Regions from separate parts of the Mus musculus genome. Here regions 1, 2, 4, 5 and 6 are each linked to region 3. A link is a loop called in an ENCODE intact Hi-C map of the cell type or tissue named here. Cell type or tissue: left cerebral cortex. All regions are shown on one strand. Region 1 holds the start of Vps26a (VPS26 retromer complex component A). Region 2 overlaps Hkdc1 (hexokinase domain containing 1). Region 3 holds the start of Hk1 (hexokinase 1). Region 4 overlaps Hk1 (hexokinase 1). Region 5 overlaps Hk1 (hexokinase 1). Region 6 overlaps Hkdc1 (hexokinase domain containing 1).

The links. A loop is a pair of places that touch in the nucleus more often than their neighbours do. Peaks named below come from ENCODE experiments on the same cell type or tissue, not always from the same donor. Only the 100,000 strongest peaks of a DNase experiment are listed, where the experiment ranks them.
Region 1: it touches region 3 in a loop (13-fold over the local background); 3 of 42 quality-filtered maps call a loop at or near these places.
Region 2: it touches region 3 in a loop (2.8-fold over the local background); 7 of 42 quality-filtered maps call a loop at or near these places.
Region 4: it touches region 3 in a loop (2.1-fold over the local background); 9 of 42 quality-filtered maps call a loop at or near these places.
Region 5: a loop joins it to region 3, with 2.0 times the contacts of the local background. A loop is called at or near these places in 10 of 42 quality-filtered maps.
Region 6: a loop joins it to region 3, with 4 times the contacts of the local background. A loop is called at or near these places in 8 of 42 quality-filtered maps.

The regions. Positions count from the first base shown.
Region 1 is chr10:62,483,924-62,488,923 of GRCm38, forward strand. Vps26a (VPS26 retromer complex component A) reads right to left here and starts at 2,882. Exons shown (of 9, transcript NM_133672.3): 1 at 2,735-2,882. The coding sequence starts at 2,737. In left cerebral cortex, a CTCF peak has its summit at 4,579 (motif pointing left); DNase peaks (open chromatin) are centred at 2,240, 2,978 and 4,562; H3K4me3 peaks cover 2,345 bases; H3K27ac peaks cover 1,099 bases.
Region 2 is chr10:62,402,078-62,407,077 of GRCm38, forward strand. Hkdc1 (hexokinase domain containing 1) reads right to left here. Exons shown (of 18, transcript NM_145419.1): 7 at 3,348-3,531; 8 at 1,415-1,570. Among named protein-coding and RNA genes, the nearest start is that of Hkdc1, 18 kb to the right of the region's middle. In left cerebral cortex, no CTCF peak of the experiment used is centred here; a DNase peak (open chromatin) is centred at 2,983.
Region 3 is chr10:62,338,024-62,343,023 of GRCm38, forward strand. Hk1 (hexokinase 1) reads right to left here and starts at 2,398. Exons shown (of 18, transcript NM_001146100.1): 1 at 1,990-2,398. The coding sequence starts at 2,052. Hk1os (hexokinase 1, opposite strand) reads left to right here and starts at 2,211. Exons shown (of 3, transcript NR_168630.1): 1 at 2,211-2,389. In left cerebral cortex, a CTCF peak has its summit at 2,267; DNase peaks (open chromatin) are centred at 890, 1,590 and 2,309; H3K4me3 peaks cover 3,275 bases; H3K27ac peaks cover 2,951 bases.
Region 4 is chr10:62,272,643-62,277,642 of GRCm38, forward strand. It overlaps Hk1 (hexokinase 1), which reads right to left. Exons shown (of 18, transcript NM_001146100.1): 15 at 3,039-3,222; 16 at 1,805-1,960. Among named protein-coding and RNA genes, the nearest start is that of Tacr2, 23 kb to the left of the region's middle. In left cerebral cortex, a CTCF peak has its summit at 2,777 (motif pointing right); DNase peaks (open chromatin) are centred at 2,764 and 3,685.
Region 5 is chr10:62,280,571-62,285,570 of GRCm38, forward strand. Hk1 (hexokinase 1) reads right to left here. Exons shown (of 18, transcript NM_001146100.1): 11 at 4,131-4,279; 12 at 3,709-3,828; 13 at 1,241-1,336; 14 at 463-562. Among named protein-coding and RNA genes, the nearest start is that of Tacr2, 31 kb to the left of the region's middle. In left cerebral cortex, no CTCF peak of the experiment used is centred here; DNase peaks (open chromatin) are centred at 2,367 and 3,035; H3K27ac peaks cover 346 bases.
Region 6 is chr10:62,408,149-62,413,148 of GRCm38, forward strand. Hkdc1 (hexokinase domain containing 1) reads right to left here. Exons shown (of 18, transcript NM_145419.1): 3 at 3,558-3,706; 4 at 3,359-3,478; 5 at 1,642-1,737; 6 at 467-566. Among named protein-coding and RNA genes, the nearest start is that of Hkdc1, 12 kb to the right of the region's middle. In left cerebral cortex, a CTCF peak has its summit at 3,014 (motif pointing left); DNase peaks (open chromatin) are centred at 2,430, 2,988, 3,555, 3,946 and 2 more places; H3K4me3 peaks cover 1,161 bases; H3K27ac peaks cover 1,466 bases.

The DNA of each region.
Region 1 (5,000 bases), 150 kb after region 3:
AAAATTTATGCATTTCTTTTTAATGTATGTGTTCTCTGTCTGCATGCCAGAAGAGGGCATCAGGTCCCTTTATAGATGGTTGTGATCACATGGGTGCCGAGAATTGAATTCAGGACCTTGGGAAGAACAGTCAATATTCTTAACCGCTGAACCCCCATCTCATCAGCCTGCATAAATCCTTTTTTTATTTATGTGTATCTTTTATTGTATTAATGTTTTACCTGAGTGTATATTTGTTTGCTATGTGTGTAGCAGGTCCCTGTAGGGGTCAAAAGAGGATATCAGATTTTTGCAACAGATCCTGTGAGCTCAGATTCTGTGAGCCATTGTGTGAGTGCTGGGAACTGAATCCAGGTTCTCTCAAGGAGAGCAGCCAGTGCTCTTACTGCTGAGCCATCTCTCCAGCCCCCACAAAAGGGACAAATTCAAACAACTAACTAGAAACTAGTACATTTAACATGCTCCAAAGTCACCAACAGCAATTTTCTTTCTGCAATGGTATTTTTTTTGTTTTTGTGGGTTTTTTTTTGAGACTGTGTTTCTCTGTATAGCCCTGGCTGTCCTGGAACTCACTCTGTAGACCAGGCTGGCCTCGAACTCAGAAATCCGCTGGCCTCTGTCTCCCAAGTGCTGGGATCAAAGGCGTGTGCCACCACGCCCAGCTATGAAAGATGTTTTACATGTAAAATGATATATGGCAACTTTTTTCTACATATATTCTCTATGTAACACACCGAAAGGTCTTTTCCAATTTGAAATTTAACATTTAAAGTCACAAATACTATTTTAACAAAATTAAATTGCCACTAAAGCTGCCAAAACACACAAGAAAACACAGTTCTGCAATATTTTTCAATAACAGGGCTGGCTCAATGGTTAGGAGCACTGGCTGCTCTTCCAGAGGACCCAGGTTCAGATTCCCAGCATCCAAATAGCAGCTCACAACTGACTTTAACTACAGTACCAGGAGTGCTGAGGCTTTCTTGAGGCCCTCCAACAAGCACAAGGTGCCAAGACATACATTGTTTAGCATTACCATCTAGCAAAACTACACGTGGATACATAAAAATGTAACAAACTCTGTGGGCACCATTTAAGGAAATTTATTAAGTCTGCTTGATGTAAAGAAACAGAACTTGAAGGAAAGGAAAAACATAATCAAAATATATAGGAAAAAAATTTCAGTAAGAAAAAAACTGAACAGAGCTCAGAGGAACCAAAGCTTCCACAATGTATTCACTTGAGCCCACACACAATGAAACAGCAAATTCTCATACATACATGTGTGCCCATACAAAGGCTTTAAAGCTTTACAATTTCGTTTGACAAATACCTTAAAAATAAAAAAAAAAATTGCTCTTAAACTTAACTAGAAGGGCCGGGCGTGGTGGCGCACGCCTTTAATCCCAGCACTCGGGAGGCAGAGGCAGGCGTATTTCTGAGTTCGAGGCCAGCCTGGTCTACAAAGTGAGCTCCAGGACAGCCAGGGCTATACAGAGAAACCCTGTCTCGAAAAACCAAAAAAAAAAAAAAAAAAAAAAAAACTTAACTAGAAGGACTAATTCAACTAAGTAACCAAGAAGAGAGCAATTTAAGCTTTCTTTTCAAATTATAAACAGTGAAAGGAGGACTCCCTAACAGCCTACTAATTCCTTCTTAGTTATTTACAGCAGTTGTAATTTCCACCTTAAACTAATTTATCTAAACAAATGCTTAACTCTCCAGAGTCTGTAAGCTGCAAGGAAGCAAGCAGTTTGCCTTGTTTATCTGTCCCTGGACTCACCCAAAATACTGTTTAAGAAAACGCTCCCTGAATGAACTTCTCCCCCACCCCCCAAACCCTAGAGAAAGCAAATAATTTCTGACTCAAAGTTATTTAATCAAAGCAACGTTTTAAAAATAGACCTGGCTGGCTGGCTTGAGACGAGAAGTTTCAAGCAGTTTATTAAAAGTGGCGAGCTTGGGAAGAGCGGGTAGTATAAGGGGAGCGCACAGTGGGCTCTCATGGAGTATATGCTAAATAACACGAGCCAAAGGAGCTCTAATCTATAGACCGCGGGCGCGTAGTTAAACACTAGCGCGCCCAACGGTGCTTTCCATTAAGTGTGGTTAAGTGCTCTGATTTTCATCCCTGCCTGGGCTCCCAAGACACTGCAACATCCCAAAGTGCTAAGTTATAGAAATCGCTTAGGGAAGGAAGTGAAACCAAGTGCTTAAATCGGCGTCTGGAGATATAAATGAGGGGTCTCGGCTCCGACACCCTCTTGTCTCCCCTCCCTTCCCCTCCTATTCTACAAGTGCCAAAAGCCTCCACCCGAATCAAGAAATCGCAGAATGTCTCCACAACCAGCTTAAAGAAAATAAGCGGACTCTATCGAGCTCGGGACGAGGAAGGTGAGCAGGTCTCGCCAGAGTCCGGAACTGGGAGAGAGGGCACTGACTGTCCTCGGCTACCTTGGAAGGCGAGGCTGCCGAGCTCCGGCTGGGCGGGCTGCGGGTGCCCAGCCAGGGTCCCCACAGCCGGTCGAGGAAGGCGGGCAGAGGCTCCGACATGGCCGGGACAGTGCCGCCGGCCGCAGGTGCTCAGGCCTGGCCGGGAGCGGGCAGCCGTCAGGCCTCACCGCTCCGCGCCCCTTCCCTGCAGGCTCGGCGCCGCGCCCGCCGTTGGGAGTCCCGCCGCGCGCCCCACGGCCCCGCGGGAGACGACCTCGCAGGCAGGCCGCCGCGCACTCACCATTGTCACCGCCGCCGGGTCGCCCACTCCACTCGGCTTTCCCTCAGAAGAACTCCCAGCCTGGGTGCCTGCGCCCCGCCGCCCGTCACGTGACCGTAGGCCATCAGCCGCACGTGACCACTCCTTTTCCTCTTCTCCCTCCCCCCCCCACCCCGCCCCGCTAGAGGCCCCGCCCTGCTAGAGGCCCCGCCCTTCAGGAAGGCCGTTTCGAGGCGGGGCTCCTCCGCCCCGCCTTTCGGTTGAGGGCGTGGTCTGGGTGGGTGACGTCTGGTGGGAGGAGTCAAAGATCTGTCTTCTCAGTCCAGCAACCCTAGAGCTAGTTGTCACGTGACGAGCCGTGCGCTGTCAAACTCCTCCCTCCGGCACGCCCATTTCCTTTTCCCTAGGGAAACTTGGGGGACTCGAGGGTTTGTGCGGGAGGCGTGTCTTTGCGGGCTTGCTGCAGTTCCGACCTTTGCGCCTGATCTGTTTCCCGCCTCAGCCCCGAGAATTGTTGGCCTCCGAAGAGACGGTTAGGGAGAAAAGCTAATCTTTAAAGCACATCCTTTGCAGTCCACGGATAGCTCGTGACGCAGCCTTCCAAGCCGGAGAGGCAGTACTCTCAAATCGGTTCCGCCCTCCTTACCCCCCCTCCCCGGCAACAGCCCTTCCTAAAAGTTTCGCAAGCGTGCAAAACGCAGCTCTCCAACACTCTGATCCAGTCAGTCATTGTAGTGGAGGCCCAGAAAACCTGAGGATAGATGAAATACTACGAAGGCTTAGGAACTGAACCTTTCATTCAGATTTATGGGCGGAGGGGTGTCATCAGCCCTATCATAACGAAACTCAACTTGGGGAGTAGAGTGTCAAGTTGTAAGTCTAAAATATTTAAAGGTTAAAATGAGGCTTCGGTCTCCAATCGCGACAGAATTCAAATACTGGAAATGAGTCTTTTGTTTGTAAGACAGGGGTTCTCATGTACTCATGTAGACTAGGCTAGCCTCAAGTGGAGAGTGAGCACCTCCAAAGTGCCTTCCCAATGCTGTAATTGCAGGAGTCACTGGTGGTTTTATGCATTGCTGCAGATGGAACACTGCACTTCCTTCATGCATGCAGGAGAAATCTGCCTAAAATGATATTATCTGAAAACAAATCTTAAAGATTGCTATGCCAGGGAGCTTTGGAACGAATGGATGTTTGTGTGTATATTTATTGTTGAGACAGGGTCTCACTAGGTGTCCCAGGCTCCTCTGGAATATGCTATGTAGCCCAGGCTGTCAAGAAACACATCTGTCCTCCTTCAGCCTTCCCAATATTGGAGATTACCTGTCATATTTACAGACGGGTAAAATAGTATGGGGACAGAGAAGGGAGTTTAGATCTCAAAATACTATTGATTAAAACCCTGTGATGCAGATGGCTTGGATGAAGGAGCATCACCCACTCTATAAAGAAGGATAAGTCAGGTATAGAGGTTCATAGCTGTAATCCCAGCTCTCCGGAGACAGAAGAAGTAGAAGAATCGCCATGAATTAAAAGACCCCTGGAGATTACACAGTTAGTCCCCTGAATGACCTGGGCTACAGTGTGAGACCTTGTTACAAGGAAACAAAAGAGAGAAACAATTGCGCATAGTCTAAGATCTGAAAGGTTAACTGTGTTTGTTGGTTCTAGCACCATTTGCTCAAAATACTTTCCCCTGTAAACTGCTGTGGTGTGGTATGCTTGTCAAAAATCTATCGATTGGGGCTAGAGAGATGGCTGAGCTAAGTCAAGAGCACTTGCTGGCTACCCCTTCAGAAGCATGAGATTTGATTCCCAGCATCCAAATAGTGGCTCCTTACCAGGGGGATCTGATGCCCTCTTCTGGTCTCCATGAGCATCACATATGCAGGTTTTGTACAGAAGGTCTGCAAAACCTCCATGCACCCAAAGAAAGACTCAAGGAGGTAAAATAAAAACAATACTGGGTCTTCCATTCATGAGCACTGTGCATTTTTCTAATTTTTACCTTTTTTTAGTGTTCTTCACCAGTGTTTCTAATTTCCAGTGTTATACATTTTTATTAAATTTATCTCTAAGTGCCTGTATTTTTTAACACTATTGTAAATAAAACTAAGTTTTTCATTTTTCAGTTCTTCGTTGTGATGTGTGTAACTTTCCTGTATTGACTGTGTACCCTGCAGTCTTCCTAAATTTCTTTGATGATTTGCTCTAGGCTCACACATACACACACACACACACACACACACCTTTTTTAACCTGGGTTTCTTTTTTCCTTTGTGGA
Region 2 (5,000 bases), 64 kb after region 3:
GTGCCACCGCACAGCAGGTACCTGCTAAGGCTCTGCCATGCAAGTCAACTCATCCGATCCCCACAAGAATCCCGAGGGAGGGACTGGAGAGATGGCTCAGCAGTTAAGAGCACTGACTGCTCTTCCGAAGGTCCTGAGTTCAAATCCCACAACCACATGGTGGCTCACAACCATCCGTAATGAGATCTGGCACCCTCTTCTGGAGTGTCTGAGGACAGTTACAGTGTACTTACATATAATAAATAAATAAATCTTAAAAAAAATAAATAAATGAGCCGGGCATGGTGGTACACGCCTTTAATCCCAGCACTCAGGAAGCAGAGGCAGGTGGATTCTGAGTTCGAGGCCAGCCTGGTCTACAAAGTGAGTTCCAGGACAGCCAGAGCTATAAAGAAACCCTGTCTCAAAAAAAACAAAAAAACAAACAAACAAACAAAAAGAATCCCGAGGGAAGGACCTCTTAGAAGAGGGTGCAAGTGAGAGGGCTGAGGCAGAGGGTGAGTGGCTTGTTCTCCACACACAAAGCTCCGCAGACCTGAAACCTCGGTTTGGACTCCGGCAGTTACATATTAGAGCCCAGGCTTTTAAGCACCTCATGGTCTCCTGTCACTCAGTTCATCCCTGCCAAGCTTGTGTAGATATGGACTCTGCATGTTAGACTGACTGCAAAGCTCAGGGCAGGGCTAGGGGTTCCACGCCTAGGAGCAGGTTCCTGGCCTGATAAAGCTAAGCTCCTTCATCATGCCATTGTGGGGCTTTGGGTGTAAAGACTCGAGTCAGCAGATCTGAAGGCAGCCATTCCAGAAGCCAATGGAAAAGATTCAGTTTCTACAGTAGGGCTCAGGGACTCTGCACCATACAGGGTACAACAGCCTAACCATATCATCAGCAAAACTATACACAAATGTGTAATTTGGGATAAGTATCCAGGACTTGACTCAAATTCCCCAAGGGATCTGTGACCCCAAAATTATTACTAGTGCCATTCAAAGGAGGAAGAAGGCAGGAAAACATGACAAGTAGGTGGCTTTCTGACACCTACTTGTGCAGTCCCTGGTTAGTGACCCACAAGGGTGTGACACTGAGCCACAGCAGAGACTTCTAGCTTGTCTGAAGCCAAGCCCAGGACTGAAACTCCCTGTGAGGGAGGAAGGTCTGGTCCCTACTGTTGCTCCATCACCTAAGTACACGGCACTGTGGCCACCAACCCCAGCCCTCCACAGTCAGGGCAGCAGGAGACACCCCAGCCCTCCACAGAGGCAAGGCAAACACCCCAGCCCTCCACAGAGGCAAGGCAAAACACCCCAGCCCTCCACAGAGGCAAGGTAAAACACCCCCACCCTCCACAGAGTCAAGAAGGAGGGACAACCCAGCCCTCCACAGAGGCAAGAGGACGGACACCCCAGCAGCTTACATCTCCATGGCAGCCACGTGCTGTGTTTCGATCTTGCCCTTTGTATGGAGAGCAGAGGATTTTGCACCCCCAAACAGGAGACCAACTTTGGCCATCTTCAGCAAGATAAGCCTGACCAGCTCCCCCATGTACAGCCCGCTGATCATCTTCTCGAACCTGTGATGGGATGAACGGGTCGGTGTAAGCGACACCCGAGGCTAAGCAGCATGAGCTACCAAACGCCATTGGGCGGAGGAGCCATTCCTACTTCTGTCATGAGGAAACACAGTGTTTCGGATTTGTATTTTCTAAGCTCCCTCGACCACCATGTGACACCAGAGCAAAGACCTGGGTGCTTCTAACCTCCACATTGAGGTTCTGTCTCAGAGAACTTGATTCTAAGTTTTCAGTCTGGAGTGTCCACTGAAGGCCTTTGTCAAAGGCCTGCTTCTTGGCCTATATTTGGGAGGTGGTGGCACCTTTAGGAGGTAGGCCCCGTAAAAGCCTACCCACCATTAGGGACATATTCATGAAGAGGGAAGTGGGACCCCAGCCCTCTCTCTATGCCACACCCAACCATGAGGTAAATGATTTTCCTCTGCCACATACATCCACCATAACATGTTACATGGCCACAGGCCCAAAAGCCATGAAGCCAGTTGGTCATAAGGCTGTGAACCAAATGTCATGCTTTTCCTCTTGGAGTATGTAGGCGAGGAACTTCCCAAATGTGAGCCAGGTAAACCCTCAAGCCCACTAGCTCAGGCATCTGTTATAGTAATGGAGGGCTGACATGAAGCTCGGAGACCCCAGAGAAGGCCCACCATGACACGGATGGAAGACCCCAGGAGATGGCCCTCACCTCTGAGCCTCTACACCAGACTAATTGTTTCCTAGGCTGAACAATAATATAATTTTTAGTCTTCAAATATCGGAAGATACAATTTCCAGAACTATCTGTTCTAAACAGACTTACACATTGCAATAAAAAACCAAAACCAAAACCAAATCCAAAATGACTCTTAGACCATTGGGGCTGGAGAGATGGCTCAGCCGTTAAGAGCATTTATTGCTCTTCCAAAGGACCTGAATTCAGTTCCCAGCACCCACATCAGAGAGGTCACAAACACTGGTAACTCCAGCTCTGGGGAGAGGGCCAGTCCAATGCCATCTTCTGGCCTCTGTGAGCACCTCCATGTATGCACGTGTACACATGTGTACACACGCATACACACAAATAAAAGCCCTTTTTTTTTTCAAAAATAATTATCTTAAACATTGAAGACACAGAAGGCAAGAAAATGAAATTCAGGCTCGATTTCAGTGGAAATTCTTTTGAGTGAAGCAGAGATAAATGGAAACCATAGACCAACACTGCCCTGGCTTGTAACAGCTCATAGTTACAGGGAAGGAGGTTATGTGCGGGGTCCAGGCCCAGTTAGGACAAACACAATGAGCTGCAAAGGGTGCGGAAGGCAGCGCCTGTCGAAAGAATAGCAAAGCCAGCTGTGCAGAGAGCCTGGAAGAAACTCAGTACGCTAGGCAAAGAGCTGCAGCAGGCTCCAGGGCAGCTGTTCCGCAGGGGCGTGGCCGAACATCAGACACAGGCTGTTGTGAGATGAGACTTCTGAGGATGTCGGGTGGCTGGGAAGCCCCAGGAAGCACACACAGGAAGCCCCAGGCAGACTCCTGCGCTTTCTGTGCCTGGCTTTCCTCTGTGCCCACTCTTTACACACTCCAAGACAGCAGAAGCAGGGCATTTGGTTCGCAGCCTTATCGATGCGAGCCTTGGACGCGCACACATACCCCAGAACTATGGACTGCATGAGAACTGTGGTTAGGATCTAGCGGGACAGACTCGCTGCGGGGACTGACCTTCCCGGGCACAGAGTGAGCCTGAGTGAGCAGGGACTGCCAGGTGCTGATACCCGGATGCTAGCAAAGGAGCACTCACAGCTGCTTCCCGGGGTTGAGCGAGCCCAGGTCCAGCTCTCTGTCAAACTCGGTGCGGATGTCCTCCAAAGCCCCATCGTCCCCAAAGGCCCCCCACTCCGTGTTGATACACATCCTTCCCTCGTCCCCTTCCACGAGGTCGATGTTGCTCATGTCCTCCATGTAACACGCGTTGGTGCCTGTTCCTAGAGAGCGGACCGGAGAGAACGGTCAAAGAGGAAAGGGGGCCTGGCTGGGGAAACGGGGAGAACTCAGTACCCAGGTACTGAGAAAGGCAGGCAGAGTGGCAGGGTGTTTTCCCTCTGCCACCACCACTGCTGCCACCGCAGCAGCCGCAGCTGGCTCAGGCAAGCCTGAGCTCCTGGGCAACGAGGCTCACAGGGGAGGTCCACGTGTGGTACCCACACACCTCAGCTCATGACGGTGTGCAGCTATGAGTGTTGTCAATTGTGAATCTATCCCTTGTGAGTATGCATCAATACTATAAAAGAATACCAGGGAAGAGGGAGTGAGCTAACCTTATAAATTTAAAAATATCAATCAATCAATCAATCAATCAATCAAACTAACTAACCGTCAGAGTGCTTCTTTATGCTTTCTCTACACTCCCTCAGTCCTCTCTATCTGACACGAAAACTGTTCTTTACATTTCTCTTTCAGTTATAGGGGAGGGTATGGGCATATGTGAGGACAGGTAGCTGTGGAATCCAGAATAGGGCGTCACGTCCCCTGAAACTGGAGTTACAGGTAGTGTAAGCCACCCAGCGTGCATGCTGGGAATGGAACTCAAGTCATCTCCAGGCTCTTAAGGGCTGGGCCATGTCTCCGGCCACTGACACCATTCACCCATTGGCTCATGGCTGCCATCAGTGGTTCTCAGCAGAGGTCCTTGTTGGTAAGTATCCGCTAAGAAAGCCAGACACTGACGCTGAGTGAGTATGAAAGCCTTCCAGGCAAGTGCTAAGGGATGGCTGCAAGTGGGCACGCCTTTTTGGACCCTTCTGGGGATTGTGAAAATATTTTAAAAGTAGAATGAGCTGAGTGTTTGCAAAGCTCTGAAAAATTAAAGAAACAAAAACAAAACCCCATAGATTCTGTGCCTGAAGCAAGAGAAATCGTGCGCCTCAGCAAAGCGGCTCTGAATTCTCATCCCTCTGTTCATTTAACGTCTCCTTCCCTGGCTGGTACCCTGGGCTGGGCATTTTAAATGCCGATAAGAAAAAAAAAATGAGATATGTTTTAAAAATAGACTCTAATTTGATATTTGGAAAAAAAACTTTGCAGACAAGTGTGGGACAATGTTCAGGCTTAAAAACCCAATCTGTGGTCTCAGACACAGTAACCAAGACAGACAGAGAGACAACAGCAGGTGATACCATGACTGGCATGTGCCTGTCCCAGGGTGAAGTGGGGGTCCTGGAATCGTTAGGAGCTTCAAGCTGCTTGGGTGGTCAGACCCCTTAGGAAAACCAGGCCAAGGAACCCCTTTTAGAAAATCAGAAGTGCCCTAGCCCTGGCAGAGGAATGGGAGGTAGAAATGGGCTATCTGGGAACAGCCTAGGATCCAGAAATGGTGGCACACACTAGCATGCACCCCCCCCCACACACACACACACAGACACCTGTAATCCAGACAGGAGGATGGTGAATTCAA
Region 3 (5,000 bases):
GTATTCCTGGCTGACCTGGAATTTGCCCTGTGGACCAAGCTGACCTTAAACTCACAGAGATCCACCTCTGCCTCCCAAAAGCTGGGATTAAAGGCTTGAGCCACCACCCACCGTCAGGCTGAGAGCTCATTTGTTTTTAAGGATCTCCTACACAGAACGAAATGAAAGTTTCAGTTTAGAGACCTTGCTCCAGCAAAGCTCTGGGATAGAGGTGGGGGAGGGGATATCCCAATCTCAGAGTGAGGGCTTTAGTTAGGCACCGTTTGAATCGGTGCTCAGATACCCACAGGGCCTGGGAGATGGAATGGGACGGAGGTGAATCAGGCCACTTGTAGTGGAGCGCCTTAGTCCAACTCAGCCACCGGTGGCCACCCAGCACGGTGTCAGGGAGCAGCCAGGCAGCTGGCAGCCACACAGGTGGCTGTGGGTGTGAGGCTGGAGGCTTAGTTTACAAGGTCATTGGGCCTCCACCCACCATTGCACGCCTGAGCCACAGAGGGTATCTAGAGTGGGAGAGCTGTGGACTCTTGATTCGGGAGGCCTATCCTAAGTGCACTCTGCCCTCCTATCTTCCCTTTCCATGGGATAAGCATGTCCACCGCCATGGAAGAAACTCAAGCAATTACACGTGTTGATGCATAGCTCCCTGACATCAGGTCAGGGATGGGGGTGGGGGTGGGAGATTGACAGTGAAGCCCTTCAGCACCCTATTCCTGGTCCCTATTCAGGATAAGAGCTGCATCTCCAACAGTCTTGTCTCTCAGCACCTCCCCTTCAGCTGACACCCAGGGGGAGTCTTGGTCAAGTTCTCGAGTGGGAGGAGGGTCAGAGCCCCGCCCAGACTCCACCTCTAACCAGCTGTGTGACCTTCAGGAGGTCACAGTCCCCGGTAAGACTGCTTCTGAAGGTGCAGGATGAGAAGTCTCAGGCCAGGAAAGGACAGAGCCTAGTCACTGCCGCCTCTCACCTGTAGATAGTACCTCTTGTCCCAGTGTCTGTCAGGGTGATGATGCTATTAACCTATCCTAGGGTAGGTAAGGCATACCCATAGCACAAATAAAAATGTCCTAGGTGTTTTCCTAACCAACTTAGTCTATCTCAGGAAAAAAACATCCCGTCTTACTGATGGTGGCAGAAAAGTGAGGTACATCTTTAAGACCCACCAGCAGACGGCACTTTATACTAGATGAACATCACCCCTAGGACCCAGCGTCCATGTGCAAGAACTCACAAGTCACAAGGAACGAATGCCAACCCCTCCGAGCTCTTCAAGTGACTAAAGTGTCTTATTTGAGCTCCTAGGCTGAGACTGCCTGGAAATTACAGGTTTAGAGGAAGAAAAAATTCCATTCAGACGTGCGGTTCTCGACCTGAGGCCTATGAGCAAAGTTTCCGGTGGCCTCTGCTCCCCTCCCCTCACCGGAAAGCCAGGCGGGTCACCCCGTCCTCAGAGTAAGGAGCAGCTGCAACAGCTGGGGGAGCCCAGTGACAGTTTCAGGAGGGCATCGTATTCTCCAAATGGGAACCCCAAATATGGGATGCCTGGCTTCCAGCCAGCACCCCCGCCAGCTGCTCACTCACCTCCCCAGCCTATCTCGGCGATCACACCTTCCCCGCCCACGGCGCGCGTGGACCTTTCAAAACAGGCCTATAGACAGGCCAGCTGGTCCCCACCTAGACAGGTCTCAGCCCGGCACTGCGTGCGGGTACCCATCTGACATCCATGGTCCTTTTCAAGGACACTGCAGTATGCAATCCAGCCGTGGGAGGAAGGGGGGGGGTCTTCAGCCGGCCGCCCAGCTCCTCAAACCACAAGCACGCCCGCATGCCCACAATGCCCGGGTGAATCCCAGCATGAGGCCTGTCGCCTGCACCCTGTAGTCCAACTAGATGCTGTCTAGCCGGGAGAGGCCGGGGGGAGGATGCAGGCGGTGGCGAGCGGATGCGGGAATGCAAGGCTGTGGCCAGGGCGGCGCCGGCGGGGCTCACCTTTTTGACTTGGTCATCCTTCAGCTCGGTGAAGTAATATGCCAGTAGTTGCGCGGCGATCATGTTGACGGTGGGGGATGCGGAGAAGCAGGTGTGGGGCCAGTGGCTCCTCAGTAGCCCTGGTGAGCAGTGGTCCTCCAGCGGCGGATCCGCGACTCCACCTCCTCCTCCCTTGGCTCCTCCCCCTCAGTCCCTGGGCGGGGCGTCTGCCTGCTCTCTCCAGACCTCCGAGCTCCCGTCCCCGGGAGGGTGACAACCGCCAGCCGGCCCACCTCCTCAGTCCCCATTGGCTACAAGGCGCCACTGCCGCGCTATGGCTGGGGCTTCCCAGCCAGAGCAGGAGAATGACGGCCGCTCCCTCCCGCGCCGGAAAGGAGGCATCACCCTGCACGTTCCCCACGTAAGGAGCGCGCGGTCACGCGTGGTGGCACAGTGCCAAGCCAGAGTGGGTGGGGTGTGGGACACGATCTGGAGGGGACCAGAGGACAGATCCAGGACACCACAAACTGGAGAACGCGAACGGAGCCACACCCCTTCCTCGGAGATTAGGGCTCGTCCCCCACCCCTCCCATCCTCCCTGTTGGGGAAGCACACAAGTGGGCGTGGAAAGAGAGCGGAAGCCGAAACTAGGCGGCTTCACAGATCTTGCACTGGGTCCCTGTGCCTGCCTGCCATCGAGGATCCAAAATCTAAGGATGATGCTCGGAGTCCCACCACAGCCTGTCAGAGTTCACATAGCGAAACCCAAAGCGCCTGCCCCTGTGACATCATGTAAGAGCTCATGGTCCCCGAGTGGGAATTTTGGCCTATTCCCAGCCTGTCCCGATCCTCCCACCCTTCTCTAGCTCTTGGGCATCCGGGTTCTGGGAGGTTGGGGGTACTGTTCAGGACTCAGGTTGAGGGGAAATCGTATTTGTACCTTATGACAAGTAAGAACTCTGACATACAGAAGTGGCTCTGATTCTACAGGTGAGGAGTCTGAGGCAATGCGTTACAGTTGCTGCTCAGGAGTCGGGCAGGGTTTTCTTAGCTTCAGTGCTGGTGACCTGGCCGTTGTATGCAGTGTCTCTTACTTAAGCTTCCCTTGCAGGCCATGTTCCCATGACCAGGGCTGCAGCATCTGTCCTGAGGGAACTATAGAGGCTAACTTCTAGCCCACACCTGGGGGGCTAGGAGCCCATGCCTGGAACACCCCTCAAGTACCCCAGGACCCTTCCAGCCACCACTGCCCACTGAGAAAGAGGTGGTAGACCTGATACCTCTATCCAGGACACATCCCCACCCTGCCCAATGGCAGGTGCAGATGTGTCCTCAGTCACTTCTTTACCCCTAAGATGGAGCTGTAACTACTGATGTCTACACCCCATGATTTTTGTGAAAGAGCATAAACACTTGTGTCTAACAAATTAAGTGGGAAGTACTCTCATAGAATGAACTTGGGAGCCTACAGGTTAAAGTTTGGGGGGGGGGGCGCAACCTGTATATCGCCATTTCCAGGCCCAGGGAGGGCCTAACTGTTGTATTTAAATTATTTTCCTAATAGGATCTCCCCTCAAAAAGATTAGCATTTGAGGCCCACATAAATCTCAAACTAACACACACACACACACATATGCACAGGCGAACGCTACCAACATGGCCACCAGTGTCAGGACAAAATGGTTCTTCTAAGCTGCATTCGACTCTGCAAATGTAGTTCTGCCAGCCAGCTCTCAAGGCTGGGACATCTTTGAGGATGGAGGGTTGTTTTGTTTTCTCAGAGCTCTGTAGGTTGAATGGGCCATCTCTCTGCTCCCCGTGTTAGACTCACGGCCCCCTCACTCAGCCTTCAGCTATCACTATAATCTGTCCCCATACAACCCTTACCCAACAAACCAGAATTGGGAAAAAGCTGGCCAAACTTATAGGCAGGTAGGCACCTCTGCTATCCCTTCCCCCAACCCCTGTACCAAGGTGACTCAGTACACACACACACACACACACAGAGGCACTAAGGCTTAGCATTATTTCCTAATTCACATCTCTAAGTCAGACTCACTGCCGCTCCCAATACCATTACCACCCCAGTTTTTCGCCTGTCTAGCTAGAAATATTACAAGAACATTTAAGGTGGCTTTCTGGTTGTTGGCTACCAGCCATCCAAGCCATTCTGAGCTGCAGGCCACGGCACTCTCCCTGAAAAGCAACCTTAATTGTGTTATGTCCCTGCCTGCAGTCCCTTCTGGGCCCTGATGGAGCCGATTTAAACATGTTGGCCCTGTAGCTGACCCTACTCTTTGAGTGTATCTCTTCCCTGGCCCCTGGTCACAACAGGGCTATTTCCCTCTCTCCTCAGACTGCACAGGTCCATTCCACTGTGGCACCGCTCATACCCCTTTGCTCGCCTACCCTTCCCCGTTCATCTATACCTGTCCAAGTTCCCTTCACCACAGGAAGGCATGTCTGGCCTTCCTGCCTAAGCTGGCCTCCCATGACCTCAGTCACTCACCCTGGCCTCCCAGGCCCCAGCACCTCCACAGGGCACACTCGGACAGTGCTCAGAGTCCATGCAAACGGGGACCAGGGCTCTTCTCTACAGGCAAGGCAGCGTAGGATGCACAGCTGGTGGGCCATCTTGCCCAGTGGCAGGTTGCGGTAGAATTTGGAGCCGGGACTCAACCCCAGTTCTGATGCCTAGCCAGCACTCTGTCCATCCTACCCCACCACCTCAGGCAGCCTGGGCCAGATAAGCAACTCTGAGTCAAGACTGCCTCCCTGATATGGGTGACTGTCTCCCGGAGGCCTGGTCTTATCTGCTCCCATCAGGCAGTTCCCTGGAGCCAACACTACAGCAGTGTTGTGTCTTCTCTCAGTTGAGCCCTAGACCACCTCACAAAGGTTTCTTGTCTTTTTTATTATTATTATTATTTGTTTGTTTTTAAAACAGGGTCTTACTATGTAGCTCTGGTAGGCCTGGAACTCTCTATATAAACCAGGCTGGCCTTGAACTCATGGAGATTTGCCTACCTCTG
Region 4 (5,000 bases), 65 kb before region 3:
GTCTAAACCAGTGATTCTTAACCCCGTGGATTGTGACTCCTTGGAAGTCTAATGACCCTTCCATGGGTGTCACTTAAAACCATCAGTAAACACAGGTATTTACCCTATGATTCATAACAGTAGCAAAATTACAGTTTTGAGGGAGCAATGAAAATAATTTTATGGTTGGGGGGGTCACCACAACATGAGGGACTGTATTAAAGGGTTGCAGCATTAGGAAGACTGAAGACTGTTTTGGTTTTTGGTGGTGGTGGTGGTGTTTTTTATGACAGGGTTCCTCTGTGTAGCCCTGGCTGTCCTGGAACTTACTCTGTAGTCCAGGCTGGCCTGGATCTCATTGATCTGCCTGCTTCTGCCTCCAGAGTGCTGGGATTAGAGGCGTGTACCACATGCTAGACTACAGAAATTAAAGCTGAAAAATTTTAAAACTTTTCCTAATCCCAGTGACCCCAGGGAATGCCATTACATTCTTTTCTCCCCCTCTTCTTCCTCTTCTGTTGGAGAGAGAGGGCTGTCCAAGGTGACCTAGAGGCTCACCGGCTTCCCGCCTCACCTCGCCGCCCAGCTAGAAGAGATCACTTTGAAACTATAATTTCCTAAGGACAACAGCAGGGCTGGGAGGTGGCTCAGTGGGGACAGCACTGGTTATGAAAGTCCAATGAACTAAATCTGATGCCAGAAGCACCCCTACAGCAAGAGGAGAGGCTAGCCGAGGGATCGGCCTTCTCTCTTAGCCAGGAGAAAGGAAACCTCTGACTGACACATGTCACACACACACACACACACACACACACACACACACACACGAAGTAATTTTTTAATGCCCTTTGTCACCACACCTTGGCTTAATTTGCATTATTCTACGTCAGCCAAGATGACGTTTGTTCCCTTAAGGGTCATATGAGCGACCTAGTGTACCCCAGGACTTTCCCTTCTCCTAGTAAATTGAAAGAGCTGAGATAAGACTGGCTAGCCTTTCTCAAAGACTTGTGTGTGTGCAATTGTACACACACTGCATGTACGAAGTCACTACAAGATCTCAAATAGCCAAGGCTAGCCCCAAATTCACCACGTAGATGAGTTGGGCCTATAACTCCAGATCCTCTGGCCTGTAACCCTTACGTCAAGCTTTCATCATGCCCAAGAGGAGGAAATGGAAAACTTAGGCATTCTTGGAAGCACAGTCGAGGGTAGGGAGGCTCACGGGGTCGGAACTGTTGGGATCTGCGTCCCCAGCCCCCACCATGCTTCTGCCTCTTGTCACACGCAAAGCAAATGTTTTTCTCAGTGTACTATTTGTCGCCCCCCCCCCAATACCAATCTTTAAAAGGCCTTACAGAACCTATGGAGCTCTGGTTTGTTCTGTCTTTGCCATTAAGCTGTTAGAAACTGGCAGCTTACGTGAGGATGCTGGGGATGGCAAATGGGAGTGGCCGTTTGGGAAAACAATATGGTGGTTCCTCAGGAAACTGAAAAGGGAATTACCACAGGTCCCAGCCAGTCCACTTGTGAGTATATACATAAGAGACACGACAGCAGGGACCAAACAGATGTTTACTCCCCAACCCCCCCCCCCATGTTCAGAGAGTCATTTAAGGGAACCACCCAAGCTGCCAGACAGTAGCAGATGCGGGAAAACAAAACGTGATAGGTCCATCCAATGGAATATTACTCAGCCCTAAAAAGGGAGGACCCAAAGTGGATGAGCCTCAAAAATACTCTGCGAAGTGAAGTACTCTCGACACGAGTTTGGAGTTCGCCGAAAGCAAAATGGTGCTCAGAAACTCCTCCCCTCCCTGCTCACCTCTCGATCTGAGAGAGAAACTTGGTCTCGAAGATGCCTCGGGTCTTGAGTGGCTCAGAGATCTGTCCCCGGAAGAGGAAGCCTTTCTTGGTGAAGTCAATCAGGATGTTACGGACGATCTCACCCAGGTACATTCCACTGATCATCTTCTCAAACCTGAGTGGAGAGGAAGGGAGGGCACTGAGCAGAAGGACCACTCGCCCTGGGACCAACAGCCACTCCGGACCTATGACGGCCAGCCAAGGGTATGATCTCGGTCACATACCTGTCCTGTGCCTCCCCGAGCATGCTGACAGGGGCTAAGAAGCCCTCTACCCTCCCCACACTGATGCCCCCTGCAGTCACAGAAAGCCGTGCTAGGTGGCCTCGTTGGTTGTCTTTGCCTGGTCCATTCCACTCCGCTCTCAGCCATGAGCCACACCCCAGAGAGGGTCACCCCAGACTGTCACTCTTCCAGGCCCAGGCTCTCTCTCACCTCACCCTTCTACAGAGCACACACAAGGCTCCCTTCTCTCTCTCTCTCTCTTGCCACCACCACAGTGACTCCTGGTCCTGAGAAGACGGGGAACGAGTGCCTTGCCTAGACCCCAGCCCAGCACAGTACAACGCCCTCAGCAGTTCCAGACTAAGCAAAAAATATCTCAGTGGAGTCTTAAATGGACAGAGAGAAAGTTCTTTGGTTTTTGTATTCATATATTGATGGTTTTGGTTGGTTGGTTGGTTGGTTGGTTGGCTTTTGATGGTTTTGTGGTTAACAGCATGGGGCAAGTCTGGTGAGCCCCAACACTTTCAAGATTAAACTGAAGCCAATTTATTTTCCAAAGGACATAACTCAGATCATCTCGTCCAGGCTATGCCAATGAATAAGAACCGTACTGGAAGACTGGAACGGTCACCTCATTGCTAAGTGGCTACTGTTCTTTCAGAACCAACATGACCTGAGTTGCAAAACTTTGAGCAGCCACAAGGGGGCGCAGGATCTTGTAGTGAGAAGAGAGTCTACCTCACCCACTGAAGTCCTCAAAGGTAAGAGACCTTTGAGGCATGGCTAAACTCCTTCAGTCCCCAAAGGGCAAACTAGGCAGCATGTCCACTGTCACAGTCACTTCTAGGAATAATCCTACCCCATACCAGGAATCAAAAACCCACTTATAACAAAGGGATGGGCTTCCAAGCCCCTGTGCAGCCATAGAATCCAGCCAACCCACTCACGGGCACCCAACAGGCTGATTACCTTTGTTTCCCACTGTTTAGAGAATATTCGTCCACCACTTTGTCGAAGTCTGTTCTGATGTCGTCCAGACAGCCGTTGTCACCAAAGGCACCCCATTCCATATTGATGCACATCTGGCCCTGGTTCCCCTCCACCATCTCCACGTTTTTCATCTCCTCCATGTAGCAGGCATTGCTGCCAGTCCCTAAAACATGGGGACAGAAGGAAATGATGGGGCTGGCACCAGGGGCTTCACACCTGGGGTTCACACTGGGGGAGAGGCTTCGCACTCAGGAAGGGTCCTCACACCCTTCATATCTGGGGGGCTTCATACGGGGAGATGAACACATGGTGGGGTAGGGGGGCTTCACACCGGGAGCTCTGATGCGCAGGGCAAGGGTTGCTTACAATTTTTAAATTAGTTGTCATACACACACAGATTTGGATTAAGTATACCCCCTCTCTTCCAGTCCCTCCCCCATCCTCTATCACTTTTTCCCTCTCAACTCTCTGTGGTGCCATCTAAACACGCCCACTGAGCACAGCTGATGCTGCCTGCATGTGGGCTAGGACCCGGTACTGGAGCACAGGGAGGTTTTCTCAGGGTCCCCATCTCCAGAGAAAACTGAAACCCTGACTCTCGTCCCCCCAGCAGCCATCAGGTGCAGTGCCGGCCAATAGCTCCTCAGCTAGTGGTGGGATCGTGACCCTCCTGCCCCTCGACTATGCTGGGATCTTGTCTGCCTTGATCTTGCACAGGATCTGCCTGCAGTCAGAGCCTCCGATTTCATGTGTGCAACTGCCCTGTCATGTGTGCAAAGATCCTTTTTTTTTAGACTAGCCAACCACCTCTGGCTCTTATAACCATCTGCCCCGTCTTCCACAATGATCCTTGATCCTTGGCAAAAAGGGACTGAGTTACTTGCATTCTATCAACTGAACTACATCCCCAGCCCTCACCAGTGTGTATATGGGTGAGGTATACATACATACATACATACATACATACATACATACATACACATACATTATATATGTGTGCATATATGCATACATATATTTATGTTTGGTTTATGAGATAGGGCTTCTCTGTATAGCTTTAGCTGTCCTGGAATTCACTCTGTAGACCAGGCTGGCCGAAAATTCAGAGATCTACCTGCCTCTGCCTCCCGAGTGCTGGGATTAAAGGTGTGCACCACCATTACTCAATCTCTCTCTCTCTCTCTCTCTCTCTCTCTCTCTCTCTCTCTCTCTCTCTCTCTCTCTCTCCCTCCCTCCCTCTCTCCCTCCCTCCCTCCCTCCCCGACCTTTAAAATGTACATTTGGTGTTTGCGCTATGTCTGGGTAAGCAGGTTGGATTCACTGGAATTTGAGTTACAGACAGTTGTGAGCTGCCATGAGGTTGCTGGGAATTGAACTCTGGTCCTCTGGAAGAGCAGCCAACGCTCATAACCACTGAGCCATCTCTCCAGCCCTATAGAGTTTTGGTTGTTTTTTGTTGTTTTTGTTGATTGTTTTTGAGACAAGGTTTCTCTGTGTAGCCTTGGCTGTCCTGGAACTTGATTTGTAGACTAAGCTGGACTCAAACTCACAGAGATCCACCTGCTTCTGCCCCGCTCCCCCCCCACCCCCAGCCCCCAAATGCTGGGATTAAAGGCATGGACCACTACCGTCCAGCTGGGTGTATTTCTTGAAAACAAACAAAACATTTGGTTTTTCCATTGTATCTGGGTACTTACGTTTAAATGGCAAATCTGAGGTAAACGACAAAGAGGGGTGGGTTGGTTGATCTTTAAAACAAACCCTAGCCGGCTGGGTACTTACTATGTTGACTAGGTTGGCCTTGAACTTGCAGCAATCCTCAAGTGTCCACCATTTTGCCTAAAGCCTAACCTGTTGGCCTGTGCAGGGCTATATTTATGTTGCTATACGCTCTTACAACAGAGGAATGTATTGCTACACGCGTGCACGACAGTCTGTGGT
Region 5 (5,000 bases), 57 kb before region 3:
TTTAATCCTCTTGAGGTGTAGACCTCACAAGACGACAACCTACAGGGTTGGGGTCACTTAGACAGTGGCTACAGACGATGAATGGTCCCCAGGAGCACAGTGGCCCTTCCAAGTTAAACATGGTCAGGAGTGGAGATGGTCTCTACTTCCTTTTTAGCCCTTGAGTTTGCAGCTCTGAGGCTCTTGCGCATGGTCTGGTTCCAGGCACCCCACTCCATCTACCCAGGACACATGAGCTTTTTTTTGTGCCTCATTCCTAGAGAGCTTCCTGACTGACGGTCCAATCCTAACGGATTTGTAGCATGCTGGGGTGTAGCCTGCCTTTATACAGAATTCTAGAGGAGGTAAAAATGGTACCCAAGATCAACCATTCCCCCACTAAAGACTGAGCTGTTGGGTTTGTACCACAGAGGGAACGCCAACATCCCCTTCCTGGAGAAGAGACCCTTTTACGGTACTTACCCACGATGAGTCCAATCTCACAAGAAGGTTCTTCATAAGCACAAGTCATCATGGTGCCCACGGTGTCGTTGACCACAGCCACCACATCCAGGTCAAATTCCTTTGAAAAGAAGGGGACAGGGATGTAGGGAAGGGTCAGCTGGGCCTGGCTTGAATCCGGCTAGTCCAGGCTGTGGACTGGACACTTCTGGGAAGCAGGGTTGGTTTCCTGACTGAGTTCGATAACTTGACACAGAGTAGCAATACTGTCTATAAGTCTATTCCAGCCAACAGGGCCATCCATGCCCGACGGTGCTTGCACTCTGAAATGCCTGGCAGTTCCCGGCTGTATGGGCCCTCAGGAACTTTCCATTGTTCCATCCCTATGAGTCATGATTTTACCTCTCTTTGGGTGTACCATCCTTTTCACATGTGCACACACACACACACACACACACACACACACACACACAGCACATGTGTGTAGGTCAAATGATAAACCACAGGAAAGGATTCTCTCACTCCACCACATGGGTCCTAGAAACTAAACTCAGGCCCTCGGGCTTGGTGGCAGGCTGTCAAGCCAGCTCACCAGCCCATATTACCATCCCTTAATGATACAAAACTGACAAATGTCACTTGACCGCCTGGCAGTGACTGGGGCGGGCGTGGGGACAGGGACACTTCCAAATCGCATGCTCCTGTGGTGTTCCAATTCTTCACAAAAAAAGCAAGCTTAATTTTTGTACCCTCCCCCGCCCCACGCAAGGCAAAAATTATCTTAAAAGGATTAAGTTACCTCTCTCCTTTTTACAGCATCCCTCAGTAAAGTGGCTACATCGTGACCCACACAGTCGGTGGCTTTGAATCCCTTTGTCCACGTGATCAAGATTCCCTAAAACAGGAAAGGCACCCAAAGAGTTTAGGTGAGTAACCTTCAGGTCACTTTTCAGTCAGGAGAATGTGACACCCTACCTCCCGGGCAATAACCACAGAGGCTGTAAAGCAAGAGTGGAATCCTGTGGGCTGGCCCCTCCCACCATCTTCACAGACATCTGCTTTCTAAACCCACTTCACAGATGGAGAAATGGAGGCACATAAGGTTGGCTTATTTAAAGGAATGCAAAAATTCAGTAACAGTGTTACTTTATAGGCCGACTTTAGGCTTCACAGGTCTGAAGTTATACACTGCTGGGGGAAAATGCCACAAGTGTGCGTGTGCATCTGTTTCATACCTGGAATCTCAGCACTTGAGAGACTGAAGCAAGAAATCATCTGTTAGTTCAAGACCAGCCTGGGGTACTTAAGTTAAGTTTTAGGCTAGCCTGAGCTATATAATGAGATCTTATAAAAAAAAAATCAGACCTGCAATAAACAAGAGTTTAGGAGCAGAGATGTAGCTCAGTTGGTAGAGGGTTTGCCCAGAGAACACAGAGCCCTGGCTTTGATCTCCAGCACTGCACAAATCAGGTGTGATAGTAGGCACTCAGAATCCCAACCCATGGGAGGAAGAGGCAGGAGGATTAGAAATGATGGGCCATCCTTGGCCACACAAGGAATCTGTGTGACAGATTCCCAGCCTGGGCAACATAAGCCCCAGCCTTTAAAAAAATGTTTAGAGAGAGTCAACTGATGTTAGATGTATGTGTCTGTGTGCCGTGTCTATGTGTCCATGTATATGTGTGTGTGTGTGCGTGTGTGTGTGTGTGTGTGTGTGTGTGTGCATGCACTTCCCTCCTTTTGATGTTGCTTGTCTGGAATTATTCAATCCCTGTTTTCATGGCTGTAGACAACCTCCTTAGGTTGGAGCTTTTCTGTTGACACCACCTTACTTAGCTCTCCCGGGGCTGCCAATCAGCCCTTAAACCATCCCCTCGGGCCCCTCCCTGGCCGTGTCTCCACTTGCGCCATGCAGGGCTGCCTGCAGATCTTCCAGACAGGCTGGCTCCTCCCTCAGTGACTCAGCATCACCTTCTCGCTCTCTGCACACAGTATGCCCACCCAGGCCTGGCCCTTCCCGCACAGTGGCAGAGTGCTGGTACGTGCCTCTGACTCTGGCACTGCCATAGGAAACCCCTAAGGACAGAGATTGTAAATGGATGGAAAAAAAAAGAAACAAGAAATAAGAGGAGAAGGATATATGCCTACTCCGAAAGTGTGGAGACGATTTTTATAGTAGACACAGGGAGAAAGCAGGCAGAGGAAGGAGCCCAGGCTAAACATGGCAAGTTGACTTAGGCAGGACCAAGAAAAGAGACAGGGAGGGAGAGCAAGAGAGGAGTCACCATCCAAAAAAGGAGCCTAGTATAACCAAAAGGACTGAGAAATATAGAAATCAGGGCGAGGGGGGGTGGGGAGCAGAAGCCCAGCCCCCAGGAGGTTCAGGGTAGGGGTTGGAAGAAAAGTGTGGGAGGAGCCACAGCTACAGAGTGAGACTTGTCCTGTGTTGAACCCTAACAGAAACCTTCCACCTGTACCCACACCTTAGTTCCAGCAGTGGGGGAGAGCCACGCCCATCTGGGACCCTTTTCATCCCATAGATTGAGCAAGCATTTACTACAGGTCTGTTCTAACAGGGCACTGCCCCAGGGCCTATAGGCATCCAGCACCTTGCTGTACTAGCAGCCACAAGGAAAGCTGCCAAGGGCTTGAGGATGTAGCTAGCTGGCAGAGTGCTTGCCTAGCATGGGCAAAGCTTTAGGTGCCACTCCCCAGTACACAAAAACCCCCGGTGTGGAGGAGGACGCAGTGGTGTCAGAAGAGAAGGCTGTGGCTACAGAGCAAGTTGGAAGGTGGCCTGGGATAAGGGAGTGGAGGGAAAATGGGGTTGAGGAGGAACGAAAGAAGCAAAGACCTGGCGAGCTCCTAAGACGCGTGCAAAGCTCTATACTGAAAGTTATTCTTTGTGCCCGGAGGCCCCAGGGGTTCTCAAAAGTCATGGCTCCAGTGTTTTTGTTTGTTTCGGCTTCTTGAGACAGAGTTTCTCTGTGTAGCCCTGGCTGTCCTAGAACTCACTCTGTAGGCCAGGCTGGCTTCAAACTCAGAAATCAGCCTGCCTCTGCCTCCCAAGTGCTGGGATTAAAGGTGTGCACTGCCGCTGCCACCTAGCAAACAACGGCTCAAGAGTACAGGTCTTAGGGACATTCTGGAGAGAGGGACCCATGAGACATGTAAGGCTGTCCCAGACATCCAGGGATACCCGCGAGGTCGAAGGAAACCCTAGCCAAAGGAACTCAACACTGTCAGGTCCACAGGAAAGACACTCACGCAATCTAGGCTCGTCTGCTTGCAGGGAAACGAGAAGGTGAAGCCCAGAGGCATCCGGGGGCCTTTGATCCCCATGTAGTCCAGGAAGTCGGAGATGCAGGAGACAATGTGATCAAACAGCTGGAAGAGAAAAGGGATGGACTAGCCGGGCTCTCTTTGGTTTCACAATTTTAGCATGTACACACACACACACACACACACAAACACACACACACACACACACACACACACACACACATAAACAGTTTTCTTTAGGAACTCCCCAGTCACTGGAGTATCACGGGCTCAAAGGGTCTGATGCTTTAGGGGCACAGCTACAATGTTATGTGGCAGACACGGGTTATCTCATGACCACCAGTGCCATCATTGGCCAGGTGTGGGATTCACCCTGCACAGGCCTGCATGCGCCGGGCCCACCTTACCTCATCCCCGGTGCCCTGCATGATTTCCAGGGGAATGGAGTAGATCTTGTTGTGCATCTCCACTGTTCTCTTTTTCCCACTACGGATCTTTACCAGTAGGACTCGGAAATTCGTTCCTCCGAGATCCAAGGCCAGGAAGTCACCATGCTCTGTCACCGGGAAGAACACAGAGAAAAAGCCTCAAACGGCTGCGTGCATCTTAGTGGCCAGTAACCCCCCAGACCGGCCCCCTCCGGCATTACGGAGATGACTGTAAATGAATGGTTCCTGTGGTATACAGCACGGTCTAGGCTCTGAGTCACAAGCTGGGCTGGCATCAGAATGGTGGCCCCAGAAGGGAACCACTAGGCACAATGAACTTCACTGTCACTTAAAAGCCTGACAACCGTACCTTCATTTTAGTGACCCTCATATAAAAATGCATAATTTGTATCAATGTATGAATCTAAAAATGATCACAGCCTCCCCTCCCTCTTTGCAATGTGGGTGTATGGTTGTTTTTGTTGTTATTGTTGCTATTGTTATTGTTTTGAGACAGGGTCTGTGTAGCTGTGGCTGTCCCAGGAACTCATTCTGACTTTGAACTCAGAGATCTGCCTGCCTCTGCCCGCCTCTGCCTGCCTCCCGAGTGCTGGGATTAAAGGTGCGTGCGCCCCCATTCAGCTTGGACCTATGGCTCTTGTCATTGAAAACAATGGAAGAACCTGCTTCTCTTCTTTTTGGATTCTGGAACCCAAAGGGAAGTGGCATAGGCAAAGCTGGGCCAGCCCTGGCCTCGGCCTCCAGATTCTGCTTCTGTCCAGCAGCAGAGCACAGTGACCCATGGGTGGGAAACCCAAGGCCAGCTATATCGGGTATATAGTAAAGACT
Region 6 (5,000 bases), 70 kb after region 3:
TACAACAGGAGAGAAGGAAGATGGAGGGAGAATGGATGGACAGAGGGAGGGAGGAGGGAGGGAGAAAGGGAAGATGAATTCATTGAAGGAGGGAGGGAGGGAGGGAGAGTGGAGGGAGGGAGGGAGGGAGAGTGGAGGGAGGGAGGGAGGGAGGATGGATAGACAGAGGGAAGGAAGGAGAATGGAAGAAGGGAGGAGAGATAGAGTGAAGGAGAATAGAGGGAGGGAGGATGAGTGGACAGAGGGAAGGAGGATGGATAGAGAGAGGAAGGGAGGATGGAGGGAGGGAGGATGGATAGACAGAGAGAGGAAGGGAGGATGGAAGGAGGGAGGATGATATAGATGCAGGCTTCGCATCTCCCCGTGTTGCTCTGCAGAAAAATGGCAGCACCCTTCATATTTATATATATTTTACTCAAACTCAGCCCCAATCTCACTGCCCCCCACCCCAAGTCCACTGAGTTACCGATGATAACGCCGACTTCACAGTTGGGATCATCATAAGCACAAGTCATCATGGTCCCCACAGTGTCGTTAACCAAAGCCAGGATGTCCACGTCCAGGTCCTGGTGAACAGAAGGCCTCAAGGGTATCAGTGGAGGGAAGTCATATTCTCTCTACCCCACCCCCAAACAGTGAACACGCTAAACACTGCCTGCAAGAAACAGATTTTGTGAAGGTTCAAAGCCCAGGGTAGGAGGGGAAGCTTGTGCTTCTGCGCTGAGGGAATGACTGCTGTGAAGGGGACTATACGGGCAGCCCTGGCATCTACCCCCGGGGGGGGGGGGAGATAATGGAAAACAGATCTGTCATGGAAATGATGGTTATTTCTAAGAGAAAACATGTCAGTCCTGGGTCACGGGGCCCTGCCAGGCAGCAAGCATGGCAAAACCCATCTCAACTAAAACCTGTCTCTTCTACGTGGGTTATTCTGTCCGGACGCTGCCATCACAGTTCCCTCAGACCTGAAGGACTGACTGCTTTAAGGTGAGAAGAAAGGATTGGAAGGTGACACATCAAAGTCTTCCTTTGGGGTTAGGGGATCATAGCTCCACGTGGTACACCAGCCCCTTTCCTAGAGGCTCATTCACCAGCTCGGCTAAGAACGGTAAGAATAGCTCCTCTTCCTATCATGCAACAAGCAGTTCAGCTTTTAAGGGGTTGAGATTTTCTCTCTCTCTTTCTCTCTTACTTTTGCTGCTATAAAAATGATTGTAAAATATTCTCAAAAAAGCAAGCGTAGAAAGCTAAGTAGAGAGCTATGAACAGTGTTCTTTGGTTCTTTGGGACCTGTGTGTTCGTTGGTTGGCTGGTTGGTTGGTTGGCTGGCTGGTAACTAGGACTTGTCCCCAAAGCATGTGCATGTGACTTCACCACTACACCCCAGCCTAAAGAGGAGGCAAGGCGGGGCTTAAACACAGCCACAGCTCAAGTCCAACCTTCCAACAAGGGCAGGTTGTGGTGCCTGGGGACCCAGGCATAAAAGGTTGCCTGCCTCTTGTGGTTCTCCAGAAGGCCAGCGCTCCTCTTCACTACAAAGGGGACCCCGCCAAGTTCTCCTTCCAGGGGGATGCACTACAAGGACCCCCCAAGCCCAAGGGTAGAGGACTAGGAGGCCTCACACCAAGGTGAACCCCTTACCTTGTGCTTCTTCATGGCAGTGGCCAGGCGGTTCACCACGTCTGTGTCCTGAACTCCCCGGGCCTTGAACTTCTTGGTCCACGAAAGCAGAACACCCTGTGAGGGTGCTTTTGGTCAGTGCCTGGAGGTGTTCAGGCTATGCCGCGGCAGGCAGACAGCCCTGGCTCTGAGCCCCACGGGCTCTCCTCTCTCTGTTCAATCACTCTGATTCTTTGGGGTTTGATTTTGTTTCTAATTGATACATAATAATTTAAGGGGTATGCTAGGCAGGTTCAGTGCATAATCCAATCAACCCGCACAAACACTACACACAGCTATGGGATTTTTTTTAAATGAGACTTATCTAGATTTCCAAAACAAGTTAAGACTCATGAGGCAGAGGCAGGTGGGTGTCTGTGAGCCAGCCTGGTCTACAGAGTGAATTCCAGGATAGCCAGGGCTACAACACAGAGAAACCCTGTCTTGAGAAAGCAAAACAAAACCAACAACAACAAAATGAGAGACGTGTAACTTGTTCCCTGTGCCTGAGTTATTTCACTGAGTTTAATATTCCCACACATTCCCACAAATGACAGAATGGCTTCCTTTTGATGGCTGAGTAATATTCCACTGTACAGAGGTGCCCTTTCTTAATCTGCTCATCCGCTGGGAGACATTTGGGTTGATTCCATCTTTTGCAAAGAAAAATTTTTTAATGTTGCCTTGGGTGAATAAATTAGGGACAGAAATACCTCCCCTTTCTTTACATATTTTATCTCAGTCACCAGAAGCACAAATGCTGAAGAGACAGAACTCTGACTCACAGCACACGGGAGCCAAGAGCTTTTGATTCGTATAATAGAACCCACACGCACACTTGCACACTCCCCCTGCCCCACCTCCAGCTGCACAGGGAACTGATGAGAGAATGACCCCTCTGTCCCCTCCGTTCACACCCTGGGGTAGGGTACTTCGGGGTGTATAGAATGCACAAGTTGTAGGTCCCCCAGAACTAGCTCGGTGCTACCTTATAGGGACTTCCTGGAGAACTTAATTTCAACTTGGATAAATGGTTCTCAGGTTGAATGAACGATCATTTCTTACAAATGGCATTTCTCGTCTGAATTCACAAGGAATTACAGGCTTTTGTTCCAGATGAGAAGAGAACGTGAAGATTAACAGACTTGCCCAAGTCCATCCACCCGGTCAGGAGCAGCTAAGTCCAAGCCCACAAACTCCCCAGACACCCCTCTTCTAGTCCCCTAAGTTATGAATGAAGGAACACACAGGAACATACTCCAGGAGCTCCAATCGGACACATCGCACAACTTAGACCCATGGTCAGAGCCACAGTTGGGTTTTGTGCCACACTGCCACCGTGAGGCCACTGCAGGTCACTTCTGCCTTCATAGGCTCAGGCAACAATCGACAGAGGAAATGAAATGGCCTTTAGGTGCCAGGAGGCAGAGGCAGGGGATATCTGTGACTCTGAGGCCAGCACTGCATCTCTGGGCAACCTTGAGATGTGCACTTAGGGCCCAGTAAGCCTTCATGAGAACCACCTAAAGTGCCCATCCATCCTTTCATGCTCTGTATGTTCCGTTAAGCACAGAAACCAAGGGCCCACATCACCCCGTTCTGTCTCACATTAGCAGAAAGCAGAAAGACCGACAGACCAGAATTTCATGCATGAATGCACCTGCTCCCGCCCCTCTCCCTCCCCCATCCCTTGCCTTACCTCCTCCAACTTATTCTGTCTGCAGGGAAAAGAAAAGGTGAAGCCCAGAGGCAGCTTCTTATGTGTCAGATTTTTGGTCTTCATGAAATCTGCCAGGCAGTCGGCTACGTAGTCAAAAAGCTGCCAGAGAGAACACAGGCACAAGGCTTAGGTGCCGCCTCTCGTGGCTGGTACCCAGGTCTTCCCCTCCTGCCAGTACCTCCGTGCCATTCCCACGGGTGATTTCATTGGGCATTGGGTAGAACTGGCTCTCCATCTGAACATTTTGCTGGCCCTCTTGGGAGACTTGCACCTTCAAGACCCGAAACTTGGATCCTCCGAGATCCAGGGAAAGGAATTCCCCGTTTTCTATGAGAAATGAAAATAGTCACCATTCTGTGGAGATTCTCCTAGGTATGGTAAAAAGCCTGACATACAGCAAGCGCTGTCCAAGGTCCCAACCCCCTGCGGATTAGTGTCACCAGCCCACTAGCCTGAGGGTTGGGGATATGGTCTTCAGTCTGCTCTACACAGGAGCTGGCAGAGCTGGGATGTGAGCCCAAGTCTGCCTGATTCTGCTCCACTCGGTCATGCTGGAGAGAATGAGCAAGCTCATTGGGAAAAGGCACATGTGACCCCATTTTGTGAGCAGGACGGGGCGGGGTGGGGCTGGGCTCTGAGAATGAGCCTTAAGAGCAGAGACTATACCCAGATGCTGTCTAGGAAGAAAGCTGTTGCACCAACCACTGGGAAAACTCACATAAGGGCATGAGAGAGAGGGGGGGGGAGAGAGAGGCGCAGCGAAGAGAAGCCAGCCTCCCACAAGCCCCAGTGGGCAGCAGGGACCACATGGTTGCTTAATTTAGGGGTAAGGGCGCACAGTCTCTCCACCAGGAGCAGATGGTCCTGCATCCAAAAGCCCAAGAAGGATGCTACAAAAAGAGACACAGAATGATGCATGTGTGGGGGAGGCACCACACGCCATGACACCTATGCAGGACCCTCACCAGTGCCTTTGGTGTCTGTCACATGTATGGGAAGTTCACCTCCTAACACTAGACGTGTTTATAAAGAACTATCTGTGCCTGCAGGGTGGTCTCATAGGCCAGGCATGAGAAATCCCATGCCTGCAAACCCCAGTAGCAGGGTCTGATGTCACACCATGGCAACCTCAGTCTCCTGTACATTGAGGGGCAGCTGGACAGTCTATTGCTGTTAGTGAGCCACGAGAGGTGATGCCCAAGAAACATCTCTAGCAGACAGCAAACGCGGAGGACACGGGGAGGAGGTTCCCAGGCCCAGTTCCCCCAAAGCTGAGCACACAGAGGTCCCTGCTGTAGGATTTCCATGAGATCTGTGTGCTTCCATCTCAGTCTTTACACAACAAACACACCCGGGCTATGCTCCGGAGTTTCTCTGTTCTGGCAATCCAAGAGTTAAAAGCTGATGCTTAGCTGGCCAGAACAGTGCTGTGCAAACTGTCACACACACACACACACACACACACACACACACACACACACACACACACACGTACCTCTCTGAGAACCTGGCAGCTGAGTCAGTGGAAAGGCCTGGAACTCTGCATTCCTGGACACGCCATCCCCCCCCCCCCCCCAGCTAAGGTGTCAATCATTTATAGACCCAGCCAGAATTTTGTTTC